Linked DNA regions of Homo sapiens: region 2 is linked to region 1. The links are chromatin loops, found by intact Hi-C in ENCODE. Cell type or tissue: Caco-2. All regions are shown on one strand.

Region 1 (4,000 bases):
TTAGGGCTTCCAGGTTACAGGTAGGTGTGAGAGGAATGGTTGCATTCTTTTGAGTTTCTGATGAGCCTTTCCAAAGGAAGGAACCAGATATGCATTTATTTCAGTGAGACTTTGAATAGCTTGCTCCAAGCAGCTACCAGCTTGAATTAACACTGACATTTTAAAATATCTAGCAAAGACAAACATAAAATTCAGACAAAATGTATGTTGACAATTCTGAAGGCATTTCTATTTTTATCCCACCAATAATTTTAAAGCTAGCTTGTTTAGTAAAGGTATACTTTAAGTCACATGAACTTGAAATTCTTAGACTTATTTACTTAATTTATGAGTGCTCTTTTACTTATAAGCCAATTTGATAGACACAACATATGTACAACAGTGTACATACAAATAAACACATCTAGACATGTATACACATACATAAATGAAGATCCAATAGCTTGGAACCTTAGCCATGAGATAGCAATACAAGCTTGCTGGTTTTACTTTGCCCCAATAGATAATCCAATGAAGGCTGTGAACCAAAATTTCAGATAAAGCAGTCTCCATGGCAGTTTGATTTTTTTTTTTTTTTGAGACCACATCTTACTCTGTCACCCAGGCTGGAGTGCAGTGGCATGATCTCGGCTCACTGCAACCTCCGCCTCCCAGGTTCAAGCCTTTCTCATGCCTCAGCCTCCTGAGTAGCTAGGACTACAGTTGCCCGTCACTATGCCTGGCTAGTTTTTTGTATTTTTAGTAGAGACGAGGTTTCGTCATGTTGGCCAGGCTGGTCTCAAACTCCTGACCTCAGGTGATCCACCCACCTTGGCCTCCTAAAGTACTTGGATCACAGGCATGAGCAGTGATCCCAGTGGCCTGGCAGTTTTATTTTTAAAGGCCAAACCTCCCCAGATTCCCAAGAGCACTGGGGCCAAACCAAGCCAAAGGAGGGCGTCACACGTGAACCAGGCCCCCTGCTTAGAACGGCAGCACAAAAGTCTGGATACATACAATGCTATTCCACTTTCCATTCAACAGTAAACTCCAGATTCCAAACAATGTTGGAGCCAAACAGCATTGCCACTGTGAGAGAAAATTCTAAGGAGGGTTAATACTAGACCTCAGAACCTCTGACGAGAGCAGCCCTTTTGGGCAGGCTGAGGTCTGCTGGACCCCCGGGAGCGTCTTCCTGTGGGGCCCGATCTTAGAGTGCCAGACATCTCTGGCCTTAGGTGGGTGCCACATGCAGGTTTTCCCCGCCAGAGCCTATTATGAGCTTTATAAGAACAGACATGAACTGTAATGTGAAGAACTGGATGCCGGGTGGGCCTTTTTGTTCCTCAGCCAGTTGAGTATGATCAGGGAAAAATTTAGCATAGGAAAAGAAGGTTTACGTCCCCTGAAACATGTGCGAGTTTGCTCCAAGCTGTGCTTCATGTAGGGATCAGGGACCATGCGTGGAAAATATTTTTAAAAAGTCCTTCCCCCTTCGGGGCAGGGCAATTGTAAATGGCAGCTGAAAGACCGAAAAAGAAAGAAGGGAAAAAAAAAAGAAAGAAAAAGACCCAAGTTCCTTAAGCCAACCAGGAGGTGGCAGTCAGGCTTCTCCACATGGAAACTCCTTAGTTTCACTGGCCACGGCCAGAAACCTGCAGTTCCTTCCATGTTTGGGCGCTGCCCACCAAGGGTCCCAAGTTGAAAAGGAAAAGAGAGGGAGAGAGAGGGCCCCTGCATGGAGCAGAAAGGAAAGGGAGAAAAATGAATCCCAAACTTTGGGCTTACATCTTCCTCCTGGCTGGCTGAGCAAAATCTGCTAATGGTGGAAGGTGTCCAGGCTCTTGATGTCCTCAACAAAGAATTGGACAAAATGCACAAACAAAGCAAGGAAGGAATGAAGGGTTTTATTGAAAATGAAAGTACACTCCACAGTGTGGGAGTGGGCCTGAGCATAGAGGTTCAGAATTTTTGGGAGTTTCAATATTCTCTACTTGGGGTATGCCCTATGTAAATGAAGAGGATGAAGTAAAGTTACAAAGTCATTTACTTGGCCTATGCCCTACGGAGAGGATTGTGGGAGATTGGTTATAGTGGTGGGAAAAATGATAGGGAAAGGGCGCAAACCTTCTGAAAGGTCGGAGATTCTGCAGAGCCCATGGGAGAATAGCTGAAGGCAGCTGTTGTATAACCCTGATGCAGGGGGCAAGGAGTAGGTACAAGGGAATGCAGGCGAATTTATCATAAACAGGCTTGTTTACTTATGTTGACCAGGAACTGACCTTTGATCATCTGCATGCCTGACATTCTCTGAAAGGGGAACAATAAATGTTAACTACCTACAGCTTGTGTTTGCTCCAGGCTTTTGGCATTATGCCTGCACTGAATAAAAGCAAGCAGCTCCAGCTTCTCTGGGCTGCTCTCTGGCCACTAGAGCCAGGCAGTCACCTAGCTGCTCTTACACTGCATGCCTGTGTGTGAGCACTCATTTCATCTGTCAGCCAGGGTCTGCAGGACAGACCTGGCAGGAGGTGCCCTGTGTGAGGAACACTGCAACGGATCACGACAGAACCCTCAAAAATGAAAGTGAAGTGACTGTGCAGTAAATAATTGGTGCCTGCTGGGGATTGATTTCCAAGTTTGAAGGGATTTTCAAGCTGGGGTTTCATCATGGGACAACAGTTATCAGCTTAACAGCAACAGTATATGAAAGTGTTGAAACCGCTGATTAAAGCTAGCAAAGCCTTGCTCTCAGAGTCCCAGTTAAGGGACCTAATGCAAACTGTTGTTTTCCATAATCCATCATTCTCAGAAGGCACACTAGACTTAAAGCTCTGGGAACAAGTAGGAAAAATTCTTAAATAACATTATGTACAACGACAGTGAGTCCCAGTAACATCTTTAACGTTATGGGCCTTAGTTAGGGCTGCTTTGGCCCTGCTTTACACAGAAGAGCATAAAAAGGGAGGGGAGGAAGAGCCATCATCTACTTTACCACCTCATCCTCCTCCCTCAGCCCTGCTGTTACCAGGTAAAGGTGCCACAGAGGGGACAGATTTTCCCTGAGCCCCCTCCCTCAGTTAATTGGAAAAAAGACAAGGGATACACTATAGTTATGGGACCCTGTCTTAAGCAAGTGGCATTAGAAGGGGAGCTCTTGGCTTGCCTGGTGATGCAAGATCAACAAGGCAATGGGGTACATGAACCCATTACTTTCAACACTTATAAAAAATAAGAAAAAGCATTAGAGAAAATGGAGCCACTTGCCCATTTACAAGGGGATTAATTGAGGCCATAGCAGACAACTACCATATGACCCCTTTCTGATAATAGCCACTGTTGTAATTTCTCCCCTACCCCTGACATGGCTCCAATTTGGGACATGACAAGATCCAGTTTGGGTAGAAAAGTGGCCTTAAAAGGGAGACAAGTTAACAATGATCCCACGAATTAGTTGAGGGACAATTAACAGCTGGCCATATAGAACCATCAAACAGCCCTTGGAATTCATCCATTTGTGTCATTCCCAAAAATTCTGGTAAACGGAGACTTTTGTATGACTTACATGCTATCAATGCTAATTTGCAACCTATGGGGCCCCTTCAACAGGGGGTCCCTTCCCCTGCAGTGATTCTTTGAGATTGGCCTGGAGTCATTATTGACTTAAAAGACTGCTTTTATGCTATTCCCCTTGCAGAACAGGACAGAGAAAAATTTGCATTTGCAATACCAGCTATCAATAATGAAAGGCCAGCTCACTGATTTATTGAAAAGTACTTCCTCAAGGAATGTTGAACAGTCCTACCATGTGTCAGTATCATGTAAATCAGACTTTGCTCCCCAGTAGAAAAGAACTTCCTAATTTCAAGATCATCCATTATATGGATGACATTTTACTGGCAGCCCTAACGGAGCCAATACTTTTGAGTTTATATGCCTCTGTCAAAAGGAATACACAGTTAAGAGCTTTAATCATAGCACATGAAAAGGCACAGATGTCCTCCCCTTGGAAATATCTTGG
Region 2 (4,000 bases), 70 kb after region 1:
CCATTTGTATGTCTTCTTTTGAGAAATGTCTATTCAGATTTTTGCCTATTTTTCATTGAATTGTTTGTTTGTTTTGTATTGAGTTGTTTGAGCTTGTTATATATTCTGGTTATTAATCCCTTGTCATATGTGTAGTTTGCAGATCTTTTCTCCCATTCTGCGAGTTGTTTCTTAACTTGGTTTGTTATATTATTTTCTTTGCTGTGCAGAAGCTTTTGAGCTTGATGTGATCCATTTGTCCATTTTTACTTTTGTTGTCTGTGCTTTTGAGGCCTTACTCAAGAAATCTTTGCCCAGACCTATGTCCTGGAGTGTTTCCCCAAAGTTTTATTCTATTAGTTTCATAGTTTCAGGTCTTAGATTTAAGTCTTTAATCAATTTTGATTTTTTTTTAATATGGCAAGAGATAGGGGTTTAGTTTCATTCTGCATAAGGATATCCACTCTTAGCAGCATTTATTGAAGAGACTGTTCTTTCCTCATTGAATGTTCTTGGAGCCTTTGTAAAAAATGAGGAATTTAATGCTTGGATTTATTTCTGGGTTCTCTGTTCTGTTCCATTGGTCTATGTGTCTGTTTTCATGCCAATACTGTGCTGACTTGGTTACTAAAGCTTTGTAGTATATTTTGAAATCAGGTAATGTGATGCCATCAGCTTTGCTCTTTTTGCTGAGGATTGCTTTGGCTATTTTAGGTCTTTGTAGCTGCATATAAATTTTAGGATTTTAAAAAATGAATTTTTTTTCTATTTCTATGAAGAACATCTTTGGTATTTTCATAGCGATTGCATTGAATCTGAAGATTGCTTTGGGGAGGATGGACATTTTAATAATATTGATTCTTCCAATCCATGAACACGGAACATCTTTCTAACTTTTTGTGTGTCCTCTTCAATTTCTTTCATCAGGGTTTTATAGTTTTCATTGCAAGGATTTTTTGCTTTTTTGGTTAGGTTTATTCCTAGGTATGTTATTTTATTTGTAGCTATTATAAATGGTATTGCTTTCTTGGTTTCTTTTTCACATTGTTCACTGTTAGTGTATATACATGCTATTGATTTTTCTTTGTTAATTTTGTATCCTGCAACTTTACTGAATTTGTTTATCAGTTCTAATAGTTTCTTGGTGAAGTCTTTAGGTTTTTCTAAATATGAGATCATGTTATATGCAAACAAGGATAATTTGACTTCTTCCTTTCCAATTTGGATTCCCTTTATTTCTTTCTGTTGCTGGATTGTTCTGGCTGGGACTTCCAGTGTTATGTTGCATAAAAGTAGTGAAAGTGGGCATTCCAGTTCCAAATCTTAAAGAAAAGGTCTTCAGTTTTCCCCTGTTCAGTATGCTAGTAGCTGTGGTTTTGTCATATGAGGTGTTTATTGTGCTTGATTGTGTTCCTTCTATATCCAGTTTTTTGAGAGTTTGTATCATAAAGGAATGTTGAATTTTATTTAATGCTTTTTCAACATCTATTGATATGATTATATAGTTTTTGTCCTTTGTCTTTTGATGTGATGTATCACATTGATTAATTTGCATATGTTAAATCACTCTTGCATCCTTGGGATGGATGAATCCCACTTGGTCATAATAAATGTAATATTAAATGTAATATTATATTTACATGTAAATTTAAATGTAATATTAAATTCAGTTAAATGTAATATTAAATTCAGTTTTGTTGGTATTTTGTTGAGAATTTTTGCATCTATGTTCATCAGAAATATTGGCCTCTGGTTTTCTTTTTTGTTATTTTTTTGTGTATATGTCTGGTTTTGGTATCAGGGTAATACTGGCACTGCAGAACGAGTTTGACAGCATTCCTTCCTCTTCAACCTTTTGGATTAGTTTGAGTAGGATTAGTATTAATTCTTGTTTAAATGGTAAAATTCAGCAGTGAAGCCATTGTTTGGGTCCTGAGCTTTTCTTTGATGGGGGAATGTTTATTACTGTTATCTTATTACCTGTTGTTGGTTTATTCAAATTTTGGATTTCTTTGTGGTTCAATATTGGTATGTTGCATGTATCTAGGAATTTATTTATTTCTTCTAAGTTTTTCAGTTGAAGAGGACACACAAAAAATAGAAAGATATTCTATGTTCATGGATTGCAATAATCAATATTAATAAAATGTCTATGCTTCCAAAAGCAATCTGCAAATTCAATGTAATTTCTACCAAATCGATGTATTGATATATAGTTGCTCACAGTAGTCTCTGATGATCCTTTGAATCTTTGTGGCATCAGTTGTAATTTCTCCTTTTTTGCCTCAAACTTTATTTATTTGGGTCTTCTCTGTTTTTTCCTATGTCAGTATTGCTAAAGGTTTATCAATTTTGTGTATCTATTAAAAAAACTTTTTGTTTCATTGATCTTTTAAAGAAAACTTCTGCTCTGATCTTTATTATTTCTTCTACTAATTTTGGGCTTGTTTTGTTCTTGCTTTTCTAATTCTTTAAGATGCATACTGTATTAGTCAATTCTTATGCTGCTATGAAGAAATATCCAAGACTGGGTAATTTATAAAGTAAAGAGATTTAATTGACTCACAATTCTGCACCGTTGGGGAGGCCTCAGGAAACTTACAATCATGGTGGAAGGGGAAGCAAACATGTTCTTCACATGGCGGCAGGAGAGAGAAGCATAGAGCAAAGGGGGAAAAAGCCCCTTATAAAACCGCCGGATCTCATGAGAACTCACTCACTATCATGAGAAGAGCATGGGGGAACTGCCCCCATGATCTAATTACCTCCCATGAAGTCCCTCCCACAACACATAGGGATTACAATTCAAGATGAGATTTTGGGTGGGGACATGGCCAAACCATATCACATAGTTAGGTTGTTTATTTGAAGTTTTTTTTCTTTTTTTAAAACTTTTGTGATGTAGGCATTTATTGCTATAAACTTGCCTCTTAATACTACTTTTGCTGTATCCCACAGGTTTTGGTACGTTGTTTTTCTATTTTGATTTTTTTTTAAACAATTTTAAAATTTCCTTCTTAATTTCTTCATTGACCCAGTGGTAATTCAGGGGCATATTGTTCACTATTTCTGTGTTTTTACAACTTGCAAAGTTGATCTTGTTATTGATATCTAGTTTTATTCCACTGTGGTCAGAAAAGATACTTAATATAATTTTAATTATTTTGAATTTTTTTAGACTTATTTTGTGGCCTAATATATAATATATCCTTGAGAGTGTTCCATATTCTAAAAAGAAGAATGCAGATTCTGTAGCTGTTGGATGGAATGTTCTGTAAATGTTTATTAGGTTCATTTCATCTATAGTGTAGATAAAATCAAATGATTCTTCATTGCTTTTCTGTTTAAATGATCTGTTCAATGCAAAATATGGGGTGTCAAAGTCTCCAGCTGTGATTATATTGAGATCTCTCTCTCTTTAGCTCTGTTAATATTTGCTTTTTATATATGGATGCTCCAGAGTTGGATGCACCCAATTTATATTATTATATTTATATTACATTTCGCTGTCTGAGAGGTCACATATCTCTGTCACTGCAGGATTGGTCACTGATTACTTAGTTTGTTTGGTGAGGTTGTGTTTTTCTGGATGTTCTTGATGCTTATGGATGTTCATTAATGGCTGAGCATTGAAGAGTTAGGCATTTATTCCAATCTTTGCAGTCTGGGCTTGTTTGTACCCATCCTTCTTGAGAGGACTTTCCAAGAATTCAAAGGGGAATAAATGTTGTGACCTAAGCCTGTGGTCACTGCAGCTGTTTCAGCACTAGCTGTTTCATTCCTAAGCCCAAGAATGCTGCAACTCTTGAAGACTCCCAGATAATCAGCCTTGTTGGACTTAGGGAAGTTAAGAGAGCATTCTCTGGGTTACCAGTTGAAGTCTCTTGCTCTCTTCCTTCTGTTTCCCCTAATCAGAAGGAGTATCTTTCCACACTGGGCTGCCTGGAATTGGGGGAGGGGTGATGCAGGCACTCCCATGGTACCATGTTGGGTCACACCTGAAGCTCATGTTCTTCCTGAT

Evidence for each region. Hi-C counts contacts between places; a loop is a spot of excess contacts. Peaks named below come from ENCODE experiments on the same cell type or tissue, not always from the same donor. Only the 100,000 strongest peaks of a DNase experiment are listed, where the experiment ranks them.
Region 2: a loop joins it to region 1, with 9 times the contacts of the local background. A loop is called at or near these places in 2 of 110 quality-filtered maps.

Annotation. Positions count from the first base shown.
Region 1 is chr7:48,137,976-48,141,975 of GRCh38, forward strand. No RefSeq gene overlaps it. Among named protein-coding and RNA genes, the nearest start is that of ABCA13, 31 kb to the right of the region's middle. In Caco-2, no CTCF peak of the experiment used is centred here; a DNase peak (open chromatin) is centred at 2,306.
Region 2 is chr7:48,207,583-48,211,582 of GRCh38, forward strand. The region is part of intron 3 of ABCA13 (ATP binding cassette subfamily A member 13); the gene reads left to right. Among named protein-coding and RNA genes, the nearest start is that of ABCA13, 38 kb to the left of the region's middle. In Caco-2, no CTCF peak of the experiment used is centred here; no DNase peak of the experiment used is centred here.